Linked DNA regions of Homo sapiens: region 1 is linked to region 2. Evidence: chromatin loops called from intact Hi-C (ENCODE). Cell type or tissue: dorsolateral prefrontal cortex. All regions are shown on one strand. Each heading gives the region's core, and the rest is flanking DNA. Links, peaks and the distances in the headings are about the cores only. Region 1 overlaps LINC01748 (long intergenic non-protein coding RNA 1748). Region 2 overlaps LOC101926964 (a long non-coding RNA gene).

What was found. A loop is a pair of places that touch in the nucleus more often than their neighbours do. Peaks named below come from ENCODE experiments on the same cell type or tissue, not always from the same donor. Only the 100,000 strongest peaks of a DNase experiment are listed, where the experiment ranks them.
Region 1: a loop joins it to region 2, with 4 times the contacts of the local background. A loop is called at or near these places in 1 of 110 quality-filtered maps.

Annotation. Positions count from the first base shown.
Region 1 is chr1:60,560,232-60,576,260 of GRCh38, forward strand. The region is part of intron 4 of LINC01748 (long intergenic non-protein coding RNA 1748); the gene reads right to left. Among named protein-coding and RNA genes, the nearest start is that of LINC01748, 54 kb to the right of the region's middle. In dorsolateral prefrontal cortex, for the core only: no CTCF peak of the experiment used is centred there; no DNase peak of the experiment used is centred there.
Region 2 is chr1:60,651,511-60,667,539 of GRCh38, forward strand. It overlaps LOC101926964 (a long non-coding RNA gene), which reads right to left. Exons shown (of 6, transcript NR_110628.1): 5 at 11,475-11,515; 6 at 8,121-9,960. Among named protein-coding and RNA genes, the nearest start is that of LINC01748, 37 kb to the left of the region's middle. In dorsolateral prefrontal cortex, for the core only: no CTCF peak of the experiment used is centred there; a DNase peak (open chromatin) is centred at 6,514; H3K27ac peaks cover 1,446 bases.

The sequences.
Region 1 (16,029 bases), core at 2,684-10,683, 91 kb before region 2:
CAGGCGAATCACGAGGTCAGGAGTTCGAGACCAGCCTGGCCAATATGGTGAAACCCCATCTCTACTAAAAATACGAAAATTAGCCAGGCATGGTGGCGTGCACCTGTAGTCCCAGTTACTCGGGAGGCTGAGGCAGGAGAATCACTTGAACCTGGGAGGCAGAGGTTGCAGTGAGTGGAGATTGCACCACTGACTCCAGCCTGGGCAATAGAGCGAGACTCTGTCTCTAAATAGATAGATAGATAAATAAATAAATAAATAAATATCTCATATATATATATATATATATATATATTTCTCTATATTTATTTGTTTGTTTAGTGTCTAATTTGTGCCAGGCAGAAGATGTGATACTGAATTAGGGATACAGTAGTGGACAAATAGAATAAACTAGATCCCTCTTTTCATTAATCTAGTTACTCAATTTATCTGAGCTTGTATTTTCTTATTCTGAGAAATGGAGATGATAATGCTCATCCTTAAAAGTCTTCACCATTCAGTAAGTAACCCAACTCCTGGCATGAAAAATACACTCAATGAAAGGAGTTATTTTCCATTTTCAACCTTTTTCTATTTGAAGCCACTTTCCCACTTCAATCTGTCTGCACATACACCCTTACAGACGGTCCCTGCTCCTCTAGCACCCACAAAGACCACAATCATTGGAATGCTTCACATTTGTTTGTCTCATTGTCCACTAGGTCAAAGGGCCACTTTCTCTGAAATGCATAGCAATACATGTTAGACTGGAAGAACTAAATAACAATTTGCCTTGGGAATACACGGGGAACGCATATACTTTGGAGTCAGGACAAACTGGACTTAAATTTTCTATTTTCCATTCATAATCTTTTTTATCTTGGTCACATTTCTGAGCTTTGGTTTCTACATCAGTAAAATGGGATTAAAATTACCTAATGTGCAGTGTTGCTGGGACTAATTCAATAGGATAATACATGGAAGGTGTCTAGCCCAATAATGGCAGATCTTATTACTTCCATAGAGAGTAAATCAAAATGTTTTATTTCAAGGGTTTAATGTCCAAAACCATAATATTGCAACCATCTTGGTAGATCATAACCTGTTTAACACTTGAACTGTAGGCAACCTGAAAAACTCATCAACTCCACCCACTGAACACATTTTTTTTTTAATACTTTAAGTATTAGGGTACATGTGAACAACATGCAGGTTGGTTACATATGTATACGTGTGCCATGTTGGTGTGCTGCACCCATTAACTCGTCATTTAACATCAGGTATATCTCCTAATGCTATCCTTCCCCCGTCCCCCCACCCCACAACAGGCCCCGGTGTGTGATGTTCCCCTTCCTGTGTCCACATGTTCTCATTGTTCAGTTCCCACCTATGAGTGAGAACATGCGGTGTTCGGTTTTTTGTCCTTGAGATAGTTTGCTGAGAATGATGGTTTCCAGCTTCATCCATGTCCCTACAAAGGACATGAACTCATCCTTTTTTATGGCTGCATAGTATTCCATGGTGTATATGTGCCACATTTTCTTAATCCAGTCTATCACTGTTGGACATTTGGGTTGGTTCCAAGTCTTTGCTATTGTGAATAGTGCTGCAATAAACATACGTGTGCATGTGTCTTTATAGCAGCATGATTTATAATCCTTTGGGTATATACCCAGTAATGGGATGGCTGGGTCAAATGGTATTTCTAGTTCTAGATCCCTGAGGAATCGCCACACTGACTTCCACAATGGTTGAATTAGTTTACAGTCCCACCAATCAGTGTAAAAGTGTTCCTATTTCTCCACATCCTCTCCAGCACGTATGTATAGCTATTAAGTCTCTTGAAGATGCCCAAGGTTAAATTTTTTTTAGCAAGAATGCAATAATCACTTGACATGTGGTTTGCTATTCTCCATTAATATTTTCATTGCAGACATTACTAATCAATCACAAAAAACTTTTCCACTGAACATATACAGCCTCAAAATTCTTTTCTCAGCATTTGATGCAGCCACTACCAATCATATAGAGCTGGCAAGTAATGTACCCCTATCTGTATACTTGATTTAATACATCAAATAGGTTGCATGATCCACTCTTTTGAAATATCAAGTCTATTTAACAGACATTTATTTAGCACTTACTGTGTGTCTGGTCATGGAGTTATAGAGACAAGTAAACTATCACTCTATCAGATGTACTACAAGTCCAAATGAATAATTGCTAAATAGGGATATGAATTACAACAGAGAAGTGTTGTTGAATTAAAAGAAAGGAGGATTTGTTTTTGTCCTACTTGTTAGCTCCTCTATTCGAAGTGACAAGAATACAACTAGCAAATTGTAAAGCTCAAAAACTATTAATTGAATGAGTGAGAATGTATGTGGTTAGCACCTACTTTGTGCCTCCTGTATCTACTCTGTTCATTTGATATGGTTTTCCTTTCAAGAATGATGCACAGTAGGTGGAAAAGTTGGGGGGTATCAAAAGGAGGATCAGCACAAATGCTGATAAGACCTTATCAAAGGATAAGACCATTTCTGCCAGAGAGAAGAAGGAAGAGATTCATGCTTAGGCAGAAGAAGTGACCTAAGCAAATACAAAGTATGAAAGTTCACAGCCTAACAGTGCTTTATATTTTTGCAGATTTGGAATATATGTCTAGCCAGATCACCTCCTAAGCTTGGACAACCAGATAAGAAACAATGCCTGTGGCCAAGTGGAACAGAGTTACGTCAAAGAAAGTGATGAAAGATGCCAAGGAGAGAAGCTGTTCTTCGTTGTTTTTGGACTTTACTAATGCTATTTTTCCCGGCAGTCACCGCTGCTTGCCTGATCATTAGCACCCAAACATCTTGTTTGTTTCTACCAGACGGAAGTAATATACAATTATGCAAATTATCTTAACTCCAAGTAAGGAATCACAGGCCAGTCAATAATGTTGATGTATTATGAAAGGGCAGCTCCTCCTGGAAGAAATAACATGAAGAGCTGATCATAAGCAAACATTTTGAAGCCTGCAGAGGACTGGTCCCTGCAGCGCAATCTATTATCATATTTCCACATAATTAGTTTGTTTTCCACTTGAAATCAAAAAACGATTCGACATTGCCTTCCCTGCCTCAGGATGGAAGAGCTTCCAGTGGAATTCTCCTGCGAAGGTTCATATGGTGAATAATTAGTGAGAATTAATCTGTGGAAATTAAAGTTTGGAATATTGTAGAACTCATGAATAGTGCATGGGGCAATTGGGTGGAGGAAGAGAAGAGCAGCACTTCATGGTAGACAATCACAGATGACTGCTGGCAATCCGTTTTTTAATCAGTGCTGTGCGAGCCAGGGGGTTGGATATGGCTACAGTCTGTGGAGAAATACTGTCAAATTTTTACAGGCAGGACAAGGAAACATTTCCAGAGATGCCTATCTCTAAGCTCATTTTGGTAGTTTTTACTTGGAAGAGATGCCCTGGAATCAGAGGGATTTTCTCCAACTGATGCTGATGGCATTAACTACTTTCATCCTTGCAACTGCACGGATTTTATTACCTTTGTCTTTGATTTTCTTGTCCCCATTTTACTGATGAGAAAACTGGAGTCACCAGCTTCTAAGTGATCCTTCTGACGCACTGAGATCAGAAGGCAAGTCTTCCTGATTACAAAAGCCAATAGCTAAAGCGTAAAATTCTAGCATGAGCTGGAATCAGAGTGGTGGAGTTTCAAATTTTTAATCCATCTAAGTATCAGTTTCCTCAACTGAAAAGTGATGACATTACATATTTTATAAAGTTTTATGAGGGCTACATGAAATAGTACAAACAAAGCCTTCACATAGGATCTGCACATAATAAAGACACACTATATTTACATGAAAAAATTAATATAAATCCATTCTCCCAGATTACTCTGACACTCAAATATATAAGCGTCTTATTATGCTTTGGAAATAATTCCCTCAAATGATTTCAGGATCAAGTTATAACTTCCTTTCTCCTACATCCCTATGGTGGCAGTTTTCCCAAGCATCTGTTTACCTAAAAATAAATTTAAATGGAAAATTTGCAAGTGATCAGGGTTAATGTCTCCAATTATTAAGTGACTGGAAAAATGGTACAGCAGGAACACACAGCAGGGGAGCATTTTTTAGATGTAGAACGCAAAGAATTTTTTGTAGATTATAGAATGGTTTTATTTTCCAAGGCTGTAGCTCACTTGAGCAATAGTTGCCTGTGATTACTAGAACAATATGGTCACCAGAGCTCAAAATACAGTAAGAATAAAAGAAACAGAGCACATGTCCAAAGAAACAAACAGTTTATTTTTCCCCAATTATAAATGTAAAACTTGATATAGAAGAAAAGTACGTGAAAGTAAAAGAAAAAGCTCACCATAACCTTAAAGATCTTTCCCGTTAAAGTTTTTGACATTTTGTGTGTTTTCTGCCAATTTTTTTTTTCTGGGCATAATTTTCCATAATTGTTGTCATACTGCATCTGCAATTTAAATTTTCCCTTTCACTTAAAATAGTAAGATAAGCATTTTTACAAAGGTTCTAATAACATGAGCATTTTTTAAAAATAAGGCACAATCAATATAAAGAATGATAGTTGCTCTTAAAACAAGGAATTGTTTTCAGATTCAAGGATCACCTTTTGTTTCTTTCTCAGAGAGAGTGGTTTCCAATCCAAATGCACATTTGCCTCTCAGGCATCTGTTGGATTTGGAAGAGGTTCCCAGATTGAGTTGAGAAATGGTCATTACAGTTAAGCTGCAACTTCAATCTTCAAAATGAATGAATGGATCCAGTCCAGTCCTTTGGCTGGGACCCAGTCTTTAAAATCCAGCAGAACAATGAATATGTGGCTTCACAGCCAGCTGGTATCAGACTTGGGCAGGGAGAGTGTCAAAATATTAGTGACTTTTTTACATTTGTCAAAGCTGAGGCCAATACAAGAAATGCAGACAGCTTGCAAATGTGGGTTGTGCACCAAAGGGTTTTTGTGTGTGTGTTTTTTTCAATCCTGCCCACCGGATGTCAACATTTCCTTGCTTTCTGATTATTTCTGCAGCAAAGACAGAGTGAAATATCTTTTACTTTGAATATGAAAACTGCTATAGATTTATCATCAACACATCAACCACTAATTTATTATACTGGGGCAATGTACTCAACTGGAATAAAGGGGCCATCAGCATTTCCATGGCAATTCTTCCTTTTCTTTCCTTGGTTTATAACTCATCTGCTTACTCAGTTGTTCCTGAACCTGGCAGGCAAGGTCTCAGTGGGAGAATAAATATATTTATACAAAATGTTTAAGAAAGGCTGCCCACATTGAGTTAGAAAAATAAGCATATGCTAGTGCTGTCTGGCACTCTCTTTGCAATTCCTGTATCTTTCCAAAAGGAAAAAAAAAATCTACAACAGAACATTTTATTTTATTTTTAAAAGAAACATTGTTGGCAGCCAACGTGCAATATGGGCTTGATGGGATTTTTTTTCTCCTCTTTATCTTTTCCTTTGCCTTTTTCAAAAAAACTATATGGAACAACAAGCTAATTGCTTCCAGAGTAAAATAAATCAATTATTAACAGGCAAATGTAGCTGAGTTATCTCTTTGCCCATCTCTTTTCCATATTCCTTGGATGAAAGTAGATGATTTCATGCACATGACAATTCAGGGTTGTATGCACCTGGTGAGAGAAAGAGTATGGGGCACCCCTGTGTCTGGTATCTAGGATTCATTTAAACAATGTTTCATCCCTTCCCCATTTTTGCTGCATCAAATAAATGAAGAAGTCAGAGCCTATAGAGCTACTAACAATGACAACAAAAAAATGCATAATATTTCCACAATATTTATAGCTTATGAGGTGCTTGCATAGTCATTAGGTCATTCAAGAATCACCGTATCCTAGTGAGCTAGTTATTATTATAATTATTCTCATTTTGCTGATGAGAAAACTGAAGGTCTGAAAAGTTAAGTAATTTTTCCAAAGATACAGCATTTTGAATGACTGACCAGACACAAGAAAAGCAATGATGGTGTTGATATTTGATAATATTGAACTTTACCTGAGCCCTGTGCTCCTGGAAAACAGCAAAAGTTAAGACATTCCCTTATCCTAATATGTACCCCAAGAATAGCTTACTGCAAAGAACTACTCTTCTGCACATAACTTAAAAAAGACCTGTGAATGACTCCTTTTTTGCCTTTGACAAGGCTGGACACAGATCCTCCAAATTCCCACCCTTTGCCTCATAAATGATTAGCTTAACTGTTTCTTTCCACTCACCAACCTGGACAAAATGCCTACCAATTTGATTTGCTTAAACTATACTCAAGTGTCTCACCTCTCCCCAGGTCTCTTATCTTTGATCCTCTGCTGAGCAATGGAACTTGGAGCAACCTCTCCTTACTGTCCCCTCCTGAAAATCAGCTGAAATGGGGAGACAGGGGAAGGGATATCAACTGTCTCATCATGCCACTCACTTACCCACTTTCCACGCCCCATACCTGTTCTTTCTAGCCTTGTTTATTCCTTGCCATAAAGAACAAAAAAAGCTGTCCTCTGCCTGACATTTGAGATGGAGATCTTAGGGTCATTAATCTATTGCAATTGTCTACCTTTTCTATTGCAATATTTTAAAAATAAAATCTCCATTTACTTAAGTCCAGATTTGTTTTTATTTGATATGTTAGCAATAATGATTGTTAACATATGTGTAGTCCTCAGAATTAATAAGCATTTTGAAAAGAATCATAACCTCTATTTGTATAGTGCTAAATGCTTCCCCATTAATTATAATTTCAAAATGACTCTTTATCATCCAGAGGACAATTAATACCCCTTTCTAAAAATAAAGTCACTGATGATGAGAAATAAAGTGACTTATCCAAAGTCACAGAGTCTAGGGAATTGAAGTAAAATGGACAATTCTGACCAAGGACATAAGCCTTCTTCTTCCTGGTTTACTATTCTTTCACTCACCACATGAACATAAGCCAGGCCAGGTTTATACTCACTTGAAAAAGGTCAGTCTTTTGTAGATTGACAATACAGACAATGAAGCTTACTCTGTGGGCTCTTTGCTTACACAGGCCCCTTTCAAAACCTAAATTTTGATTAACACAGTAATTTTTTTCTTAGTCACCCATCAACTGTATAATCTTCAAGTGCCACAAAACCTGGATCTACTCCTGAGAATAATGCCAATATGTTGTGTTTTTAGAAGCATACTCACATGGCTCTACTCACAAAAATCACTTTTTCCAGATAGTGCAATGCCAAAATTTTCACAAAGACAGTTTTTTATTGACTGTTTCTCAACATTTGTTCTGTGTCATGCTAAATTTATTAGATATTAGCAGATGATCCACAAAAAGAGAATTGGCAGTCAAACCAAAGAGTATCAATAAGCAAAGGCTTTTTAAAAATCTGTAGGACTCCTTGGTTCTTTTAATATGTTAACCAGTATAGTGATTCTCAAGAATTATTTTTAAAGAGACCATCTTCTTGTACTAACCTTCCCAAAAGCAAACTTAAGAAATGCTGGATTAAGGAATTGAGTCTCTAAGGAACCTCTGTTTAAAAGGAAATACACAATATAGAGCCATAAAATAAGCTAATAAAAGCCTTTTTAACTTTAGGGTAAGTCAATCTATCAGGCAAATTCTAGGTTCTTAGCAAGAATCTAATGCAAAAGAAGAGCAGAGAAAGATCCATTTTGATAAGTAGCCAATAAGGAGTTTGGACCCAGATGATGCCTTCATGAGCAGGCCAGGTAAAGCCCCCAGTGTGTGGAAGCATTTTGTCTAGAATAAAAAACAAGCCCAAGAAGACACAGGGCACTTGAAAAATAGAAGCCCTCCAAAAAAAAAAGAGGTGACAGTTCAGCAGGCATGGATTTTTCCCACTTGAAGGGCACCAACTAGTACATAAGCAAAATTTTTTAGAGAAAATACAGTTTTTTTCAACTTCTATTTTCGAATCGGAGGGTGCATGTGTAGATTTGTTATAAAGGTATACTGAGTGATGTTGAGGTTTGGAGTACAAATGAATCCATCACCCAGGTAATAAAATGTGTCATTTTTCAACCCTTGCCCTCCTCCCTCTCTCCCCTCTCTAATTGTCCGCAGTGTCTGCTGTTCCCATCTGTATGTCCACGTGTACCATCGTTTTGCTCCCACTTATTAGGGAGAACAAAGGGTATTTGGTTTTCTGTTTCTGCGTTAGTTCACTCAGAGTAATGGCCTCCAGCTGCATCCATGTTGCTGCAAAAGCCACGATTTTGTTCTTCTTTATGTCTGCATAGTATTCCATGATATACATGTACCACATTTTCTTTATCCAATCCACAGTTGATGGGAAACTGAGTTGATTCCATGGCTTTGCTATTGTGTTGTTTTAAAAATTATCATTTGCTTCTTTATAAAGCAGCTGTAGTTTGGGAAAAGAGCACCTGATATAAAGTCCAACAGGTAGGATTTTTAATACCAGCTCTTCTACTTCTAGATGTATGAAATGGAACAAGGCTCTTTATCTTCATTAGCCTCAATTTCTCCATTTGATTGAAGAGACAATAGTATTTAACTCAACAGATGTTTTTAATTCAGTGGGATGCTTCCTGAGAAAGAGCAAAGTTCAGAAACTAACATATGATAGAGCACTAAAAATATATGTGTTGGGTCTGAACTACAACTCTGGGAGGTAGATATTTTATTACTTCCATTCCATAGAAGAGGAAAGAGAGGCTCAGAAAAGTAATGTTGAATTCTTTGTTCGACATTTTTCAGCTAGAAAGCAGAAGAGAAGAGGCTCAAATCCTGACTACTGATTTTGAATCTTCTCTTCTTTCCACATGCCATGTGCTTCTTTTTGTAAGTTTGCCTTGGGTCACTCCTAAAGAAAGAATCATGAAATAACTAAAAGGTGCCTGAAGATGTGGTTTGGATCCCTTCAGAGAAAGGATCAAAACTGGTCATTCAGCAGGTGAGAAGCCTACAAGGTAAAGCCCCCACTCCTAACACCTTAGCGGCAGACACCCCGTAGTCTGGCTACTACCTGCTTCTCTATGTGCTTACCTACCACTTCATCATCTTGTTATTTGAGCTCCAATCATACTACACTTGTGCTTCCCAGAATATACCTGCTCTTTTGCATTCCACTTGGCTTGTTCATGCTGCCTAAACCTGACTTTCTTCTCCCTACCATTTCTCACCAAGGTAATTATTACTTTTCTGTCATGACTCAGTTTAGCTGATGCCTCCTGCAAGCTTCCTCTGACATTCCTAGACCAGGTTTAAGGAACTCCCTCTTTGTTGACATAGCAACCTGCCCAAACCTCTACTATGGTACTGAACACACTGAAGTACAGGTTTTGGTTTGTATGTCTCCCCATCTACATAGCTGTTTCTTATGGAAATGTTGCTGCAAGAAACAGAAGCCTATCGAATTCTCTTAAGACCTCACTGAAATCTAAAAGCAAAAATGAACAATCAGGTCTCAAGAAGGTCAAAAATAAAGCCTTCCCAGAGACCTGAGCAACACAGATGGACATCTGTGTTCTACCATTTACACAACTCAGGGGCCAACTCCCTTACCCTTTATTCCTTTAATTCGAACTTCTGAGAAATATAAACTAACTGCACTGGGCCAGATGTCTAACTATGAACCAACAGCTGTGTCCAGAAGAGGGGATAGACTATTATGAACATGGACATCTGACCCATGCCCTTATTAAGAATGTGGGGCATTTCTGTGAAGTAGTGTGCAGGCGGAACAGGGCCTCTGATCATGTAACCTAGAATTGGAGAACTGAAGAATAGGGACAATCTCTTAGCCATCTCTATATTCCCATTGGCTAGCACAGTGAGAGAACATCATAGGCACCCTGAAAATATAAATAATGGGAGTGATGACTTTTATCATTTAGAGAGCCAGCAGCACTCCATGAGTCCAGCTCCCTTCTCTCCAAATAGATGAGACCTTGAGTTAGGAGAGATTAATTTCATTTGGCCATCAGGCAGGAGTGCTCACTTGGCAATTTTTAAATGCAAATCCAATTGTGGATTGCTCACAAAGTAATTCTGCTTATTTTCTCCTTTTTTTTTTTGAAAGAATTGACTAGGATGCAAATGCAATTACAAGGGATAATGACCGCCACCAGTTATATTAAAACGTCAGATATAAAGTACAAGTAATTACCTGCCCTTCAAGAAAATCTTGATGTATGGACCCCCAAAGTCATTATACAGTCCATTCATCAACATTTATTCAATACCCACCATGTATACAATATTGTACTAAATGCATAGGAAGCTTGCAAAGGAAAGTGAAAACCAGCTTCTCCTCTTAGAAAGTATAGAAAGTTCTGCTCTGGAATAGGTTGTTTGTGACCAGGGAACAGATTATAGTTAACCAATTCACACTGTAGTCACATAGTATACTTTGGTAAATGTTTGAAAGGGTAGGGAGATTTAGCTTGAAGAATAAAACATTAAAGAGAAAAGCAGTATTCATTCAACAAATACTTATTAAGCAAGAATTATGCACCACTCATTGTTCTAGGTACTTGGTGTATTCCTGTGGCCCTTGTATTCTTTTGCAGAAAGGCAGATAATAAACAATCAAATAAACATGATAATTTCATAATAATATTTATAGTGATAAGAGCTACATGGAAACTCGAAGAAGATGCTGCAATAAAACCAACATATTGCTTTAAAGTATAAGTCCTCACTTAACATTGTTGATAGGTTCTTGGAAACTGCAATGTTAAGTGAAATGATGTACTGTATGCCATAGGAATCTAACTCTTTGTAAAACTGGTTTTGTTATACAGTACATTGTCTCACTTAAAATCACAGTTTCCAAGAACACTACTGACGATGTTAAGCGAGGATTTACTGTAGCTGCTTTAGATAGGGTAGTCAGCGATGGATGCTCCGAGCTGACTCCCGCATAAGGAGGAACCAGCCATGAAGAAGTTTCTAGGCTCAACAGCAAGTGCAAAGTCCCCAGTAAGTGAATGAGCTTAGTTTTCAAGGATCAGAAAAAAGACACATGCAGCTAGGATGAATTACTGAGTAGAAAAGTGATAAAGATGGATTCACAAAATTAGGCAATCATCAGCCCGTGTAGTTTGCAGAACACAGTAAGAAGTTTGTATTGTTTCTTAAATGTAATGAAACATCATTGAAGGGCTTTAAGTAACAAAATGACTTGACATAATTTTAGGAAGATCACTATGACTATCTTGGGGAGAATAGATTGTGGATTGTAAGGATTCAAAAATCCAAGCAAGGACAAGATCTGGATGTCTCATAATAGTCCAGGAGAGACATAATGGTGTCTTGACCTAGGGTGGTGATGGGGAGAGGTTGACAGAATCAGGATATATTTCAGACTTACATGTGGATAGGATATGATGGGAGGAGAAAAAAATCATGGAAACATTTTAGAATATGAACTTAAATAACTGAATAGGGAGTGGCGCCATCAATGACAATGGAGATGATTTTGGTGGGGGAATCAAAAATTTGTGTTGAGGCAGGAAAAGTTTGAGATGCCAAGTGGAAACGCCAAGTGACAGCTCAGATAAAAGCCAAGGTCAAGTTATTGACATGTAGATGTATGTAAAGCCACGAAAATGATAATTATCTTCAAATGCTTGCTGCAAAAGGAATTAGATATATTTGTAGTTGCTTGTGGCAATGATACCCAGACATTGGTTGCTTGATAAAGCATTTTGAAATTTTAGATGTCCTGGTTTCATTCCAAGCTTTTATGACTCAGTAGATTTGGGATTTTTATTCATGGTTCAGTAAGTGGTGTGTGTGTGTGTGTGTGTGAGAGAGAGAGAGAGACAGTGAGAGAGAGAGACAGTGAGAGAGAGAGACAGTGAGAGAGAGAGAGAGAGAGAATCACTGTTTTACAGGGAAGATTCAGGATAAGTGAATAAAGTTAATATCCTCTGACCCTTTGGTGAGAATTGCAGGAGCAATTTTAGAATCCCTGCATTAATAGCAGAGAGCTTGAACTAAAATACACTTTGGATACCATTTCTTTGTCTTGGTTCTCCAGCTTAAAACACTATTTTGGCAATTACTCTGCAACTTATTCTATAGCATGCATGGCCACCCCCAGATACTCTGTATCCCTTTTGTACACCTTTTCCATAGGTAACATGATAGATTTATGCAAGAGTCCTAATGCGGAGTTAGCAAACTCTGTCGAAAGGATCAGAGAGTAAATATTTTAGGCTTTATGGGATATATGGTCTTGTCACAACTATTCAACTGTGCTCTCGTAGTGGAGAAAAAAGGCAATAAGTAAATGAATGAGCATGGCTATGTTCCAATAAAACTTTATTTAAAAGATCAGGCATGGACAAAGATTTGACCTGTAGGCCATAGTTGCCAACCCCAGATCTAATGTATGGTGCTGGGTATGAGAAAAGTGCCTAGCGGTAGCCCTTATGTACAGATGATCTCTAAAGCCTGGATTTAGTTGGAGCACTTTGCCAATGTTCTTGAACAAGTACTATATTTTATATGATTTTGACAACACAAAATAAGAAAGCAGGATTAGATAGGCAAGTTCAAATTGAGGATAAAAGCTGATATTGCTCTTTCTGCATATTATGAGCTGTGGATTAGCACTGTATTAGAAAAAAGTTTGAAACTGGGAGGTGATGTACTACTTAGACATGCTGCTCCTTAGTTATGTGGCTCAGGCAAGCTACTTATCTTTTTTAAGTCCAAGTATTTTTTTTCCATTAAGTCTACATAATAATATAACATATCTTACTGGCTTCTTGTGATGATAAATGATACAATAAGTGAAAGACACAACATAGTCCCTAACAGAGCAAATACTCTAAAGTCATAATTAGATGCAGATACAATTGTACACTTAAATATGGAAGGACATAATTATTGGTATATGAAGGGACATAGGAATAAATATAGACATGGATGAATGGTGAAATCATAAGCTAGCTCCTGGTCACTGCAAGTGTTCAAGTGGAGACTGAAGAGTCATTATTTACAAAAGAACAAGTTGTACCAGGAAATGCTCTGAGTTTCTAATTTTAAATTTGCAACGTAATGACAGAGTCAGGATGCTTACCCACTGTTGGATACTTTCAATTAAGTTTTCATGTCAGGGCTAGGTTGGATATTTTGCATCATATGGAGGCAACACTCTGCAGGAAGAAGCATGGACTTCAGCATCAAACACACATGAGCTTGAACTTTCAGCTCTACTATTCTACTATCTGTTGGCATTAAGCCTGTTGATTCACCTATTTTAATTATTCAAACGGGGTCAATATCCCTAAAAGGACTAAATTAGGTAATAAAGTAACTGGCACATAGTAGATAATGACACTTTCCTTCCCAGCATTTTTTTTTTTTATTCTGAATACCCCCTGTACACTCTAAATAAGGTTCTCACCTTAGGTTTTCCTCTTCATCCTTCCATTTTCTTCATCAGGAGCAAAATTAAGTTTCTATCAAGTGCTCACTGACATTACCCTGGCATCTGAACTATCCAATGTGACATACACAAAACTTTAATGTGTAGACATGCTAATCAGAAGGGAAATGTCAAATCTGCATACATTTCAAATGACCCAACAATATTTACCTTAGAGCTACGTCTCCTATTTTTCTGACAATTGCCTCATTGAGGAAGTGACTCATGCAGCATACCAAGCCCCATTCCATCTGAGAACTTTACCTCCGACTGGTTTGAAAGCATCAAAAAGATGAATGTCACTGCCTTGCAGTTAGTAAGGAGGCTAATTTGATTTGACAAATGATGCTGATTTTGAAGGGGTCACTAATCATTAGAACTACCGAGGACAAAGAGTGCCTTGAAGCTGGATAAAAATTGAATATTTAAACAGTTTGTTATGCAAATTTACTTTCTACCTGTCAGGAGTGTGTAAAGCACAGGGTTAGAGAGTTTGTGGTAAGGCCATCCCTAGGCTGATGACTTCTCTGCACAGTCTGTCCTCACCACCCAGAGGTCTAGTGGCCCAAAGCCCTTGGATCTGCAACTCCTGCTCACCCAGGTGGAGGGTGAGGTGAGCACAGCTCCACAAGGAGTTCAGAGCCTCCACTTCTCAATCTCTCACTATCCCTTCTCCATGGCCATCAAAAAAATGAAGAGTGAGCTGAGTTAAAATCCAGTTCACCCGAAATGCCAACTTCCAGATTAGCAAATAACCCCTCATGGCCCCAAAAGAGAGAAATCCGGAGCTTTATGAAGGCTACACTGACATTCTCAAGGAACCTCAGCATTTTGAAGCAACAGGGCCTCCTTCTTGTCTCTAGTATCTACAGAAAAGCCTTTGTCTCCATAGCTACTCATTCTCCATTTTAATTAGAGGCTTTATTTTGTTTTGTTTGTTTTGTTTTGAAGTTTTATTATAAGTTCAGGGGTACATGTGCAGGTTTGTTTTATAGGTAAACTTGCATCATGGGGGTTTGTTGTACAGATTATTTCATTACCGAGATATTAAGCCTAGTACTCATTAGTTATTTTTCCTTATCCTCTTCCTCCTCCCACCCTCCATCCTCAGGTAGGCCTCAGTGTGTGTCGTTTCCCTCTATATGTCCATGTGTTCTCATCATTTAGCTCCTACTTATAATTGAGAACATGTGGTATTTGGTTTTCTGTTTTGCATTAGTTTGCTGAAGATAATGGCCTCCAGCTCCATTCATGTCTCTGCAAAGGACATGAACTCATTTTTTTTTAATGGCTGCATAGTGTTCCATTAACATCCTCATTCCAACTGATCATTAGAGAAATTCAAATCAAAACCAAAATGAGACACCATCTCACATCAGTCAGAATGGCTATTATTAAAAAGTCAAAAAATAACTGATGCTGGTAAGGTTGTGGAGAAAGAGGAATGTTTATACACTGTTGGTAGGAGTGTAAATTACTTTAAGCATTTTAGAAGACAGTGTGGTAATTCCTCAAAGACCTAAAAACAGAAATGCCATTTGACCCAGCAATCCCATTACTGGGTATATACCCAAAGGAATACAAATTATTCTATTACAAAGACTCATGAATGCGTATATTCATTGCAACACTATTCACAATAGCAAAAGCAGGGAATCAACCTACATGCCCATCAGTGATAGACTGGATAAAGAAAATGTGGTTTCTTTTGTTTTTAATCAAAAGTATCCTCAAGGATATTTGCTTCCTCACATATGCCCCACACAGTGACTGCCCCTTTGTACTCACTCACTGAGAAAGTCCTTTGTCTTTTTTGGTCACACTGCAGCCCTCTGTCCACTCTGTACTCTGTGTGACGTGAGGGCAACATTCAGCCCCTTTTCATTTAGGTTTTCTCAAACATTGCCATGAAAATGAAAGGTTTGACCCCAAAGCCCAAACTTAGGTTTCCTGACATTGGGCAATATTCCTGTAACATTGCCTTGAGCATTTCCATATCTGTAGTAGGGCAGAGGTAACACATGTTAATCTCACTTCCCATATTGTGTTTCCTACACTCAATTTATGATCATTGAACTGGTTGTGGAGGGCCTTCTGAGCCATTGTGAGAAATGGAGCACTACCCTGAGTGAGATAGGAAGCCAAGGGAGAGTTCTGAGCAGTTTCTTATTTTAAAGCTTGTGGACAACACTATTTCTTCAGAGGGCCATTGTGAAATAATGTATGTAAAACACATAGCACAAGGCCTGTTACATAATTAGTACACAATAACTGTGCGCTGCTGCCTTTATGAACATTAAATTCATAGCCGCTTTACCTTGGCCTTTTTATTTTATTTTACTTTTTCTTTTGGTGTAAGGGAGGGTACATTATAAATTGAACAAATGTCCTTGCTCTTGTAAGACTGATATATATTTCTGAATAGTCTGACAAAAATCTAACAGTTCTAGACTACACATGCTTTTAGCAACTGAACCAAAGCCAGATTCTTGTTTTTAATATCTTCACTCTGGGAGCTAAAAGAACATCTTGTGACTAAAGGGAAGTTAAAGCCCAGTATGATTGGCCTTTGCCC
Region 2 (16,029 bases), core at 2,577-10,576:
AATTAATAAACTATTACAACTCATTAATAAAAACTCTATAAATAGTAACTCAATAGATGACTCCACACCTTGCATGGCCCAGAGTTGGAGTGCAATAAATATTTTATACTTGCCTGTTTGCAATTTCTTTAATGTCTTTTTGAGAATGCGGTAGCCTCTTTCTGGTTAAATTACTCTCCACACATTTTTTTCTCCCAAGACCCTCAGGATGTCGACTGCGGCCCTGCCGCTGCTCATACTAATGTGAAAAGAACAACTTTATGATACCCATTCAGTGTCAGGGGTATTAAAACAAAACAAAAAACCTGATACTTTCTCTACAGCACACTTCCCTACTTGCCTACACATTTTTGAGACCTTTTCTTCTCTCACTCTTCTTTACGGTATGAAAAGATAGCCTGCTCTCGAATCACATCAATTTGAATTAATCTACACAGCTGTCTTCTTTAAATGAAGTACAAATGTTTACCATTGTAAAAGGCATGAATTATTAAAACTTTAAGAACAAACCTAATATGATTTGAAGCTTCCAGAAAGGCAAAAGAGGTCAGATGTCATCCGTATTTAGTCTGCTTGGGCTGCCATAACAAAATACTACAGACTGGGTGGCTTAAACGACAGAAATTTATTTCTCACTGTTTTGGAGGCTGGAAGTCCAAGACCAAAGTCCCTGCAGGTTTGGTTTCTTCTGAGGCTTCTCTCATTGGGTGGCAGATGGTCACTCTCTTGCTGCCTCTTTGCATGATCTTACCTCTGTGCACGCCCATGCCTCATGTCTTCCTCTTCTTATAATGACACCAGTTCTATTCAATTAGGGCCCTTCCCTTATAACAACATTTTACCTTAATTACCTCTTTAGGTGCTCTATCTCCAAATACAGTCAGGTTGGGAGTTAGAGCTTCACCATATAAATTTTGAGAAGACTTAATTCAGGCCATAACACCATACTCAGAGGCACCTTCTCTTCATTCCCAAAGAGCTCATCGCTGTATGTGTCACAAACTTGAGGAAAGACTTATATAGTCTCTACCACAAAGACCAGGGCAATTGTTGAAGAAGTTTCATTTGCCCCCATCTCCTGCTGAATTAAGAATGGTCTAGAGTTCTCTGAGTTCATTCCTTAATTTACTCACTAGCAGAAAACAGAAGCTAAAATAGTGTTTCAATGGCAACGGCATTAATATTGAAGTTTGACCTGCATTTGAATGCTAACTCTGATACTTGTCACCTATATGGCCTTGGGCCAATCATTTCATGTATTGGAACTTCAAGTTATTCAGCCTTAAAATGGTAAAAATAATGTCTACTTTACAGGATTAAAGTATTTTAAAATATGTAAACCACGTGGTGTATTAGTTTCCTATTGCCAGCCAATATTACCATAAACTTAGTGGCTTGAACTAACACACATTTATTCTCTTCTAGTTCTGGAAGTCAAAAGTCTGTGAGGAGTCTTATGGGACTAAAATTAAGGTGTTGCCAGGACTGGTTCCTTTTAGAGGCTCCAGGAAATAATCCATTCCTTGCCTTAGCTACTTTCTAGAAGCTGCCACCATTCCTTGGGTCATGGCCTCTTCCTTCAACTTCAAAGCCATCAGAGCAACATCTTCTCTCCTTTCTGACTTCCTGCCTTCATCTTATAAGGACGCTTATAATTACATTGTGCCAACCTATAATCCAGGAAAATCTCCCCATCTCAAGATCCATATTTTAATGGCATCCGTGCAGTTCCTTTTGCCACACAAGGTACATATCCACAGGTTCTGGGAATTACAACACGATCATCTTTGTGAGCCATTACTCAGCCTATCACACATGACTTACTGTAAATCAGGGTAGACATCTGCTGGTTATGCCTGCAGAGTATCTCCTGGAGGAAAAATATTTCTTGCCTGCGGAGTAATTTCTTCCAATTGAAATGTTGCGGATTGGGTTACAGTTCCCAATTCCTCATTCTCTCCTGATATAGAATTAGTATGCATAACCTTTTCCATGTGTCTAGAGTAGAGGAAGAATATTCCCCAGACTACTGATGCTTGACTTGGCCATGTGATTTGCTTTGGCCAATGGAATGTTTGGCCAATAGATATGATGTGAGCAGAAGTGAAGCTTTAAATGTCCTTGCTTGGCTTGGCTTTTGTCTTGAGAAAAGGATGGGCTGCACAACGCCTGGTCCCAGAGCAAAAGACATGTGGAACAGGCTTATACTCAACCCATACTCTGAAGCAGAGCTTCCCTAGCCAACCTCTTAGCGGAAATAAGATGTTTATTCCAGTAAGTGCCTTAGATATTTATGTCTTTTATTTAGCTCTAGTGCAGCAATAACTGACTAATTAAGGTACCCAACTTTTCCTTGGAGAAATCTCTCAGATTAGGTTCCCCAGAAGCAGACCCTGTAACAAGGACTCATGGGAAAGTGATTTATTTAGAATTATTCCCAAGAAAACCGGTAAGGGTGTGGTTAAGTGCAACTAGAAAATATTTAGTATCATAAACCCAAGTAGATGACTTTAGCTCAATTCCACAGAGAAGCTCTAGAAACAGTATAGAACACACCTGAGAGAGATGTTTCCACCAAGAGAAAGGAGCTAGAGTATTCATACCCCACCCTTACCACTCCTAAGGGCCGCCTTTAGGGACACATAAATTCTCTGCTCTCCATGGGCACAGGCAAAGCAGGTTCTGACAACCTGAGGGCAGCTGCCTGACAAAAAGATATAGGGAAATGTTGCTGAGATCCTAGGAAGTATGGGCAGAACACTGAGAGTATCTGCTACACCACCCCTCCCAACTCTCCATCCATGAATTCTGTTCAAGTGGATTCTGCTCCCAAATCCAGGCTAGGCATGTGACCCAAGCCTGACCCATCAGTGTATTCTATCACCCTAGCTTCAGCAGTAGATCCAGGATGAGCACATAATTCAACTAAGTCTAATCAGAGAATGTCTTGGGAAATTTCATGAATTGACTAGAAAAGGGGTACTATCCTTATGTTGATGTTTCTGAGAAAATGGGGGTATAAGTCAACTTTCCTGAAAATGGGGACAACCAGAAACAAAGCAGAGAAGTCACAGGAATGAGCCATCCAATAACTCTGATTTGAGCCTTTTTTGGGTTCAGCCATACCTAGCTCCTACTCTAGACATTGCAGTTAAGTCACCACTTAACTGACTAATTGACTGTTTTACTCAAAACAACTAGAAAGATCAAATGTAGCCCAATATCACTTTATGTAAGATCCCTGTACATACCTTTATTTCTGTTTGTGGAAACTGTAATCATTCTCCAAGTCACTGCTCAAATTATTCCACCTTCTCTGGGTCCCAGTTTCTTCAACTATGTCCCCCAGAAAGTGGTTGGAAAAAAATTAAACAGCATGTACATGAGAATCTGTCCAGCCCCCATGTCTGTGATGCACTAGGTGCTTAATAAATACTTTTAAATCAATTTTGTAGATTATCAAAACCAACTTAAGCATAGCTATAAGATAAGCTTTGTAGTTAGTTCCCATATTATTCTATTAAACAAGGTCTTTCTACATCAGTGATCTTGTTTTTTTTTAACCTTTTCATTACCTACATTTGCAGAGATGAGGAAAATCAGTGTCATTCCTCTAACCCAGTATAACTCCAAGGTTACCCCTGGGATTGTGGGGGAACTTACTGAGAAGCAGAGAAAGATAAGTGTGTTTACTGGGTACTTATTATGTGCCAAGCACAATGCTCAGTTTTACAGAGATGTTAATTCATTTAATAATCAAAACCATCTTTACGAAGGGACGTTATTGTTCTTGTTTATCAGATGAGAAAACTAAGACTCAGAAACATTAAGTAACTTATCCAACATTATTCAACAAAAGAGAAAGAGAATATTACTGCAGAGAGTACATGGACATTTAGGGATGAAGGGAACTAAAATCGTATCAATTACTAGCTACATGAACTTGAACCAGTAACCTCACAGCTTTGTAGGAATTGACAGAGATAATGTCTATTAAGCCCGGCTCATGGTAGATATGAATTAAATAATGATCCTGCCTTCTCCTAAGCAGCAATGGAACTGTGACTTGACCCCACTTCTGTCTAATGCCAAAATCCATCTTTGCCCCTCCTAGCCTCCCTGCAATAGAAAGCTGCAAATGTGGAGCATGAGTCTTTGCATAGTGCAGAGCTGGAAAAGGATTATCATCCACCACCACCTTAGAAATTGAGTATTGAAGTATTGATTGACTTTTATTTAATATGAATTTCTAAAAAACCTCTCATCTACTAAAGGTTCCTTTGAAATTATTAGCCTACAGACATTTATGGTTACATGGCATATGCAGCTCTAATATAAACAGATCAACCCCTCTCACTCTTATTTTACACTGCATCAGGCACTGAAAACTAAGTCTGATGTAATAGATCTCTTTTGTAGTTTTAATCATAACAATTGTACCAAATGACTTTTTTGTGCATGTGATAACATCATAATGGAAAACCAAATCGATAGCATAGTTCTCAATCTAATTATATGCCTTGCATTTCTAACCCAGCTTTAATGAAATACAATAAGTGGTAGTGTGGAAATTAGAAGAGGCTGGAAAAAAAGCAGTTGCAAATAATACTGTCAGTGACAAGAATAGAAGTATGACGATGCTGGTCTGTGTGAACAATGCCTCCCATTGTGACTATGCAATAAAAAGCTCCCCCACCACCCAAAAAATGAGGAGGGGGTTTATCCAAACAAATCATCATTTTCAGCAACAAGCACTTTTTACAAAACAAGCCTAGGCTACAGCAATTCAAAAATGTTTAAGGAGCCTCAGAGGTTGCAAAACTTATCTACATGCAAACCTCCCCTTTTTCACTTCTTAGGCCACCATCTGATACACACAATAGCACCTTAATATAACTTTTAAATAGCTACTTTCCTTATTTAGAAAAGTAATCATGCTTATTATAGAAAATCTGGAAAACACTGGAAGAGACATAGAAAAAAGTACAATAACCCAAAATCTCACAGTCAGAGATAAGCATAATTCACATTTTTCTATATTTCCTTCATTTTTTTCTAAGAATATGTTACATATTTGAAATGATATAATAATCTTATTGAAAGCATAGTCAGATATTTCAAAGTAATGAAGTTGATAGCTCACAGACAGATAGGCCCTAATATAAAAATAAGTTACTTTTATAGTTGCTGTGTTAGTTTATTAGGGCTGCCTACCAGAGTACCACAAACTGCATGGCTCAAGCAGCAGAAATTTATTTTCTCACAGTTCTGGAGGCTGGAAGTTCAAGATCAAGGTGTAGCAGAGCTGGCTTCTTCTGAGGCCCCTCTATCGGCTCATAGATGGCTGTCTTCTCCCGGTATCTTCATGTAGTCTTCCTTCTGTGCATGGCTGTGTGTAAATTTTTTCTTCTTATGAGATCAGTTGTATTGGCTTAGGGCCCTCCCTAATTACATGACTTTAACATAGTCACCTGTTTAAAAATATCTCCAAATACAGTCACATTCTGAGGTACTAGGGTTTAAAACTTTCAACATATGAAGTTGGTTTGGGGGAAGCATAATTCTTCCCATGACAAGTGCTAAGTGTGGCAACACAAATATGCCATACACCATACTTCATAACACAAATACACCATACACCCAAAAAGAACCTAAGTACATCATATAGCATCATATACCCACAAGTATCTCTAGGTTTTGCAGCAGGCACTGGAGACATAAAGATTGATAAACTAGAGCCCCTGTCAGGAAAAGACTTAAATCAGTGGTCCGAGGAAGGACCACTTATTTAATAAGTGGCATTAGGGAAGTTATTAACACCCTGGGGAAAATGTGCAAAGGCTCAATTTATACCATATACCAAAATAAGTTCACACTTTAAAATGAGAAATGTTAAGACAAGGAAGAGGAATCAAAGGAGGAGGAAGAAGGAGAGGAGAAGAAAAGCAAGGAAAAAAAGAAGGAGTAACAAGGGAAAAGAGGAAGGTGGAGAAGAAAGAAAAAGTAGAAAACAGAAATGTGTTTTATTCGTCTTACCTATGAATGGAGTAGACATTTTGTTTGTAATTATTTAATTATTTCATTTAATAAATACTATTTGACCAACAAACACAGACCAGGTGTTCTGCTAGGCACAGAATGAACCAGGTTTTTTGATGCTTCTACACAATGGAAGGAGCCCCTTGGGTTGTGTATTATGTAAACAGAAGTTTACATTTCTTGCCTGGCATATTCAGTATTGGCCACCTCTCCCTATACCAACATCATGAGCTGTATGCAGTCAATATGTTCCCGCATAAGTTATTTTCAAAGCATAATTTTAAATCAGATCCCATTAAAAATGCAAGAAGAGGGCTTGTTGTTAAAGGAGCCCTAGGGGAACCCTGTGGTAAGAAGAAGCATCCTTATGTAAAAGCAAGACCGCTGCTCTGTGGTTCCCACACTGTGTCAAACCCGACTGTCATACCTGTGTCCTGGCTTGCAGGTTATGCCTGAGCGCTCATGTGTGTTTGCACTGTCTGTCCTTCTGCCTTGGATTGCAAACCCCTGGAGGTTGGCCCATCACATCTGTTCCCTTCATTGTGCCCAGTGTCACAATGAAGCGTTTTCAAAGAGATCCTAGTAAATGCTTTTGTGTGCTGATAATGATGCAGCAAAGGAAATTAGCAGGCAATGTCTGTGGGGCTATATTGAGGAGGTGCCCTATGTGTGTTACTTCTAAATACTAAGACTCCATATCATATCACTGCTTTGCCAACTGCAGGGAGCAAATCCCCAGGATCCTTCAGTCCTATTTGTGTTCCCAGCAACAGAGAAGAGAGGAGAAATAATTTAAGGGAATGACAGAAGAGACTGAGAGTTGGCGATTCCTTGGGACACTCCAAGAAGCTCAGTCGGAGCAGGATTGAGGTGCTTACCTCCAAATGCCTTTGAAGAAGACAGGCTTTTCTGTATGCTTCCAGATCACGGAGTGAGATTGCTGTTCTTCCCATTGGGAACGGTCTCATGTCAGTAGCACATCGCATTGCAGCTTACTCTCAGAATCAAACTATCTACCCAGAAGAAATGGATAAATCCTTGCAATTCTCTTGGGTTCAGAAAAAGATTTTAGCCAGAAGCTCCTTTTCTAGTAAGTAGTTGTATAGTGTTATTGCCCAGTAAATGAGTGGTACAATTTCTGGCTGACAATTGCTGAATTCAATCAAAATGTAGTGACCCAGAAATTGTCTTAACTCAATGCTCATAAATACAAACATTGCCCCAGAATTATACCAGTATTGGTGAATTTTCCTGAATGAAAAAGACATTATTTCTCTGGGAGAATTAAGCCATTTTAATTCTTGGACCAATTTTCTATTTAGTAGTATTTTAATCATCTTTATTTCTATCTTACTAAAATTATTTTTCATGAATATCCACTGTTTTCCATGTACATTTATTTTTGATACAGCTTTCATTCATTTTTTTTGCCCACATCAAATTAAATGAGAAAAGTTTCTGTCTTTGTAAGTTTTCTCTGGGGGCCATTATTTCCACAAAGTCTATTTTTTTTTTTTTTTTTTTTTTGAGATAGAGTCTTACTCTGTTGCCCAGGCTGGAGTGCAGTGGTGCGATCTTGGCTCACTGCAACTTATGCCTTCCGGGTTCAAGCAATTCTCCTGTCTCAGCCCCCCAAGTAGCTGGGATTACAGGCACGTGCCACCATGCTCAGCTAATTTTTGTATTTTTAGTAGAGATGAGGTTTCACGATATTGGTCGGGCTGGTCTCGAACTCCTGACTCAGGTGATCTGTCCGCCTTGGCCTCCCAAAGTGCTGGGATTACAGGCGTGAGCCACTGCACCTGGGCCAGTCTAATTTTTTAATTCGATTTTGCATTTATAAATTTTTCCAAAATGATCTTTTTCACTATCAATATTTTACCAATAATTTTTTTTACCATGTCATGCTCTAGCCTTTGATGGTTTTGTTGGGTTATTTCTCCAGAAACTACTATTTCCCTAGTTGATTTTTACATTTTTCAACTTTACCAATTTTTTTCACCTCTAATACATTTAATAATGGAAAGTTATAGCCATTCCCAATTTTCTGTTATTTTATTTCAATTAATAATACCTCATGTGAATTTGATGTAAAATAATGTATTTTTATTCATTTATGAAAGCAAATCAGAAACAGAAGGAGTCAAAATATCTGTAAAGTTAAAGTATTACAGTGTGGCAAAAACTTGCTGCTTCATTCAAATACAAACATCCCCGGAAAGGTAAGCCATTATTTAAATTTGAATATGGGAACAGTGATTTACATCATATGCTTTCCTAAGAGATGAAAATAGAAGTATTTGGCCAGGTGCGGTGGCTCACACCTGTAATCCCAGCACTTTGGGAGGCCGAGGCAGGCGGATCACGAGGTCAGGAGTTTGAAACCAGTATGGCCAACATAGGGAAACCCCGTCTCTACTAAAAAATACAAAAAATTAGCCAGACGTGGTGGTGCGCACCTGTAATCCCGGCTACTCGGGAGGCTGAGGCAGGAGAATCTGTGAACCTGGGAGGCAGAGGTTGCAGTTAGCTGAGATTGCGCCATTGCACTCCAGCCCGGGCAACAGTGTGAGACTCCATCTCAAAAAAAAAAAAAAAAAAAAAAGAATAGAAAATAGAAGTATTCATTTCCCAGCTACCTGGCACATGACCTGGTGTCCATTCGTCCCTTTCCCCTTCTTGAGGCTTTGACTCTACAGCTGGAAAAACAAAGTAGAAATGGGGGAAAAACTGTTTTGTTGTGGCATAGTTGTGGCACAAGAACGTACAGAGCCTGGAACACTTGAGGGCCTTAAAGTCATCTTAAGGGATTTGGACCTTCTCCTGGAGGAACTGGAAGCCATGTAGGCCTCTATTTGAGGATAGATGCTCAGATTTGAGATTTCAAAACATGACTCTGGTAACTGCATAGAAAAGAGATTGAAGATGGAAAGTCAGGAAACAGGCTTCTGCAGGGCTGACTCCAGACCACAGTTTTGCATCTTCCCAATCTAAGGCAGTTGATGCCAGGCTGGTATCCCGGCCTTTATGATATAACCCTTGGCAATCTTTGCATCTGCCCAGTATCCCCACCCTACTTCACCAGACTCCTCTTTGTTCTCCAAAATTTTCCATACCTCCATGCTTCCATGACCTAAGAAATTTCTTATTTCCATTATCTACCTGAGGAGCTCCTACACATTATTATTTCAAAGTTAAATAAACATTAATAACTATAATCATAATAATGAGCATTTACTGAGAATGTGCTTTACACCATTCAATGCTATTAATCTCACCAGATAACAAAACTGAGCTCTAGACAGTTTAACTAGCTTGTTCAAGGTTGCCCAACTAGTGAGCAGGGAGGCCTCTATTTCAAAAGTTCAGCTTGATGTCAGAGTTTGGATGTTCCTAATCCACACCATGCTGTTCCACCAGGAAACATCTGAGTGCTTACCATATGACATAAATTTTCACACATATTCTCATATTTAATCCCAATGGCCAGATAGTGAGGTAGGTGTCATCATTTTAATACAGAGAAAACTGAGTCTTGGTGAGTTTAAGTAACTTCCTCCAGAGCAACAGACACTACTGGTCTGTCTAACTACAAAGACATTATACTTCCCGGTAAGTGCCTGGCTCATAGATGGTTATTGACACATATTGGTCCCTTCCCTTCCACCTGCTCTGCCATGTCCATACCCAGATCATGCTGATCACCCAAAAGTGTATCTGATCTTACGACACCTTCATCCAAAACCAGCTAGTGCCTATTCCTATGGAGGATCCAGCTTACCTGTTAATGGAGGTACCCATTGCTGTACCTTCTCACCCATATCCTCTTCCCAGTGAAGCTGTTCAGCTCACAGCCCCTGCTGCTGACATCTCCATGTTTTATATTCAATGATTCTGCTCTTCCACTATAGCTGATTGGACCTAAAAGCAGACAATCAGACATCCTTTCTCGGAATGTTGAAATAAGGAATGCTAAGAACTTAAGATAATGTTAGGAATGGCAGCTTCCAAGGTAGAGTCTGGCTCAGAATAATCAGGAAGAGCCAAGGGCAAGCCAAAGATGCTTCAAGCAGAAACAAAGACGATGCGAAATCCAGGTGGTAGCAAAAGAAGAATAGAGTAGATGTGCTTATGGCTAAAGCAAACGCTGAGAGGGTAGTGGGACACTGAGGCCCATGAGGGAGAAGCGGGGAATCATTAGAGCTGCCTCACTTCCCAACAACTTCTCAGTTTCCATTCAAGTGTTTCCCTAAAGAAAACCTCCTTTTTTTCTCTGGTAATGAAGGTGACACATTGTTTCTTACCACCCAAAGAGCAAAACTTAAAAAAACAAATAGCCTCCTCCTGCCACTCAATCTTGAGGGTTTCCTGTTAAAAACCTTTGAGTCTCTAAATCCAAGACTAAGATGGGAAAAAGTCAAATGATGAGATTTAAAGCCTAATGTCCTTAAGCTAAGCCCCCACCCCAGATGCCAACCCACCCAGATCTGCTCCCACTCCCTCTGTATCCCCTCTTTGGGGTCTCCTCTGCCTGCCCCTGGAGTTCATTTCAATCACTTTGGAGCCCAGGATGGCTGGGCTATGGGAAATCTTCCCTCTGTCTAGAACTCCTGCCATTTATCTGATCTGACCTCTCCAGACATTTAAGGTCTGCAGATCAGAAATGGATTTTTGTTATTGTTCACTGCTATTACAAATACAACTCATCTTCAACACCTCTCTCCACATAAGGCCTGTTATCCTGCTTTCAGAGCAAGCCACAAGAAAGAAATGGTGTCTTGATTTACTTTTCCTGGATATTTCAAGTCCATTTTGTGCAGCAACCACACATACCACCTATTACTAATGAGATTTAAAAGGTGAAGTCCAGGGTGCTGGCTGTTTCCCAGCTAGTACGCATGCAGCTGGTACTACCCAGCCCCCTGGCAACAACCCGGAAGCCAAATTCCGGGGTACCTGAAGTCAGATCTCTAGATACCTGAAGCAAGATCCCTGGCAGCACCTAAGATGTGAGTCACATTGCAGAGGTTGAGCCTGCAGCTCTCTTTGCATGTATGTGTGCAGTCTGCAGCCCTGCCAGGCAATCACAGGAGCCACTCACAGGTGTCACACTGAATTTCAGGACTCCATGGTGTTTCCTGCCTCAGCAGCAACATCAAAGCTCAGAGCAGTAGCTGTTGTGTTGACATAGGCAGTAGAAACAGGTGGAGTACCATGACAACTTGGCCCTTGCCACTGAACCTCTACATTTATTTTCAAACCATATCCCTCAACAATCCTGTAGTCATGAAAAGCTTCGCTTGGCAAAGGTAAGAATGTGAGCACATTTGGACCCAATTCCCCTGACAAAGGGTTCCCATTCACAATTTGGAAGAAAATATTCAGTGTGGCTGTGACACCAGCCAAAATGAGAAAGCCTGGTGCTGGCAACTCACCATTTTCCAAATCGCTGTGATTCTGCCTCAGTTTGAGCTTCCTGGAAAATAAGGGAGAGGGTCATGTAGAAAGGACTACTCAGCAAAAGTGCCTTATTATCTCTTGCTGTATGGCGCTCACTGCTCTTCTCCAATGCACAGACACACTCACAGGTGTACACACGTATGCTCATATCTGGAATGTGACTGAAGCACATGCAGAATGGGCCGCCACGATGCAGCCCGAGGGGCATCTCAGAGACCTTCACTCAAAGCTGTCTCCTCCACTAGGGAGCCTCTTCTACCTCAACTTCCTATCAATTCTAGTTCCAGCTCCGCCTTGGGAGTTTAGTACTTCTGCAAGAGACTAAACTTCTCTCTGGAAAAGGTAATGCAGAAGTCCCCTAGTAGTCTCTTTGGGAATGAATTTATCAAACCTTTCGCTCATTAAGAGTACTTGGATTAAATAGCTATGCATGCCGGGCTTAATAGTTAGGTGATGAGTTGATAGGTGCAGCAAACCACCATGACACATGTTTACCTATGTAATAAACCTGCACATCCTGCACATGTACCTCAGAACTTAAAATAAAAATAAATTTTTTTAAAAAAAGAATACTTGGATTTGTGAGTGGGTGAGTGAGGAAAGGCAATGAGGAAGAGAGAAAATGAGTTCTTATTAATAATAAATTTTGTTCTTTTTTTCTATAACAAATGTATTACCTTCATAATTTGAAGAAAAATATAAATTGTATTAAAATTTGTTCAACCCATTATCCCCATAACTGTACTCGTTTTTGTCAGGTAGCTCAAATATCCCTATTTAGATAGGCTAACATATCCTTAGCCTAACATAAGGCTTGACATCTTAGGCTGGATTCCCTTGAAAATAGATCCTGGGGCAAAAGAGATCTCTCTCTCTCAAGTTTATAGGATCAAATCAGGTAATGTTGGTAAAATCACGAAGCTTAGTCCCAGATAATAGATGTCCAAGAAATGGTGGTGATAGTGGTAGCAAAGGAGGAGGTGATGTAATGATGTTTGTAGTAATCATCATGGATATAATTACCATTGAAATGTTATTGTTAGAATTTATTTTATCACGTTTTGATCAATATATGTCAGAATGTTAGATTTAAAGCAATCTATTTTACTCTCTTCAGTCATTTCCAATATAAACAACTATCTCATCTCCCCGATGTAGAGTTCTCCTAGCTCAATTTCCCTTTAGGAAAAACATCCAATACTGGAAATATTTGGTAATAATAGCAGGTTCTTGTTTCTTTTCCTCTGCATCTTGTTATGTTTGGCATGTCCCATTCTCTCATTCCCTCAGTTGGGAAGAGTTGCATCTATCTCTTATCCCAGTCCTGGGTGGTTTTGATTATGTAGCCATAAACTTAAGCCAATGAGAAGCAGGGAAATTAATCAGAGCAGCAGGAGTTGGTCTTTTCTCCAGGATGGAGCCAGTTCAGCAAATTACTAAGTCATTTTATGTAGTCATTCTATACAGACTGAGCACCTTATGTGTGCCAAGCCACACGCTGAGCACTGGGGATGGGGAAATGAGGAAGGCATGTGCAGGCCATGTAGTAGGGGTGTCATGAAGGCCTGTGTAAACAAACAGGGGTAGGGAAGAGTCTCAAAGGTGGAGAAAAGATTCAGGGCCTTTTAGGAAGGGATGCATCATTGTCATAGAAGGGTCTCACTGTGAATCAAAGAGGTCTGTCTGAATCTAGCTCCATAAGAAGAGGGGATGGCAGGATCTGATGGCATCAGATCCCAACTAATCTTCTTGAAATGCAGGGTTAAGCACTAAATTTAAGTGTACTTGAGAACTAAAATCCTTAGTCAGGCCACAGGTGATGAGGGCGAGGCAGGGAGGCCATAGTCTGGGACTTATGAGGGTAACCTGGGTGCTAAACTCATCTAAGTCTTAACTAAACTTTGGTTTGGAAATAATACACTTTATACAGACCTCCTCGTTCCATTCCTCTGCAAAGTCATGTTCTTGGTGAGTAGATTAGTTTGCAGTTGCCAGACCACCGTATTCCTTATATCTTTATGAGAGTTAACCCACTGCTAAGTATTTCTATGGTACTCCTGGCCCCATAACCTCTAAATTTATACTCTCTCTTCTTCTTTTTTTTTTTTTTGTTGTGGTTGTTGTTGTTGTTTTGTTTTGTTTTGTTTTGTTTGAGACAGAGTCTCACTCTGTCGCCCAGGGTGGAGTGCAGTGGCACGATCTCAGCTCACTGCAAGCTCCGCCTCCTGGGTTCACGCCATTCTCCTGCCTCAGCCTCCTGCGTAGCTGGTACTACAGGTGCCCACCACCACACCCGGCTAATTTTTTTTTTTTTTATTTCTGGTAGAGATGCACTTTCTCTTCTTATTCTCCTGACATCCATGATTCTGGAGGAAGTACATTGTCAGGGGAAAATATTGGCATCCATTTCGGTTAGGAATGATTTTCCTTCAATCAAGAAGTTCAGAGGTTGGCATCCAGGGCTGCCAAGGCTGTTCTATGTCTTATCAAGAACTCAAGCCCCCTCCATCATTCTCTGTTATTCTGAGTGGAGTAATGCAAACACTTCATGATGATTAGGCTGTAAAAACTGCCTGTCACTGCTTAATAATGCTTGCTTCATTTTACACTACTCCTGAAATATCAGCAATGAGAGACTAATTTTTGCCAATCTCCCTAGAAATGCATACCCTCCCTGTGAAAGTAAAGCAGAAAATAGTAGTTTACTCCTTAATACAAATTGATTTCAAAAGATCATTCCTGTCTGGTAAAATGTTGGATTTTTCAATGGCACAGGAAGGAATATAGGACCATTTGGGGATGGAGAGCACTAGGGAAATTAGGTGTGTTAGAGAAGAGAGTATTTGTATGGATACGAAGATGGACAAGCCTCTGTTAACTGCAGTGTGGAGGAGAGAGTGCTGGATAGCTGGGATACTACCTCATTCTTATGGAACCATTTTTCTTCTAGTGCCTTGAAGATTGCCATAGTACATCAGGATTCAACATTTCTAACGACACAATCAGCATCCTGAATATTTGCTTTTCTGTATATATCTAATCATTACAAACACAAAAAATTAATACTGTATGAGTCGAGGTAATGCTATCCAAACTCAAAATATATGAAAACTCAAATCCCATAAACATTTCTCCTTCAAGGGTAGTTCTCAACAGGTAATCGTGATTGGTGATGGCTTTCTTCCACAGGATCATTCAGGGGCCCAGGTTCCTTCCATCTCATCGCTTCCCTACCTTCAATATGTGGCTTTCAAAGTCACTGTACTTGCTTCCACAAGTCAGAGGCAGGAGGAAAGAGCATGGAAGATCGCACATGGGAGGTTTTAAAGAGTAAGGCTTGGGGGTGGCTCATCTTACTGCCCCTCACATCCCATTGGCTAGAACTCCATCAAATGGCCATACTTAGCTGCCAGTGAGACTAGGAAGTGTAGCCTGGCTCATGGTGTTGATAAAGAGGAAATGGGTTTGGTGAAGATTATTCCATCTCTGTCACAAATACCTTCTGCTTTCCAAGCACGAGACCATTCCTTTAAAAAGAGCAGCTAACACAAACATGGCCTCCCCTCAGGGAGCCTGAAGTATAGAGAAGAATAAAGAAGTTCAATCAATAATCACAAACACATGTACAAATACATATTCAAACAATACAATTCAAACAATGCAATTGCAAATGTGATGGGAAGATAGAGTGTGAGAAGAAAATGTAATGAGTATTATGACATAGATTATAAGGGGCTAAGATGTATAGGAATAAGTTAGAATTAACTAAGTTGAGCATTAAGGTGAGCATTCCAAAGTAGAGTGATATCGTATATCAGGATTATTTGTTCCATTTATTCATCTACCAAGTTAGGTGCCCACATTGTGCTAAGTATTCTTCCAGTCTCCATGGAAGATTCCAAAATGCAGAGCACAAACTCCTGCTGTCTACTGGGAATACTTTGTGGAATTTATTCTGATTCATCAGGAACAAGTGCACACAAACTCACAAATAATCTTACATATTTGAGATGATTTCAAGTGTGGAAAAGGACAATTATACCACTGAGTGGTTTTCCTCCATCCATTTATTAAGCAAACGATTGAGCCCTTAGTCAGGATATTGGTTTCATCCTCTTAAAGACCAGGCATACCCAACTGGAGCACAGATTGAAAATTTGAATATATGCCATACACACAGACCCTTCTAAGGAAATCACACCAAGTAGATTAATGTGAGTGACATATCTGTGACATCCAGAGTTCCACTCTGTTGCCCACCCCAAACTGCTTCAGATCAGGGATCAGAGCATGTGCTCATAGGCTCTAAGTTAACATGGCATAAAACTGCCCAATTGTTTTATGTTTATAACATTAGTAATTTTAATAGCAATTGTAGTAGTAATATAGTAAAAATTTGATGTCAAACTTATCCAATCAGATTCCCACTCTTAGTATGACAGTTAGATTGCTTTTTTTTAGAATAAAATTCAGAGACTGTTGACTATTTACAAAAATGGAAACTTTGTCTATAGTAAGGCCTCCTACATT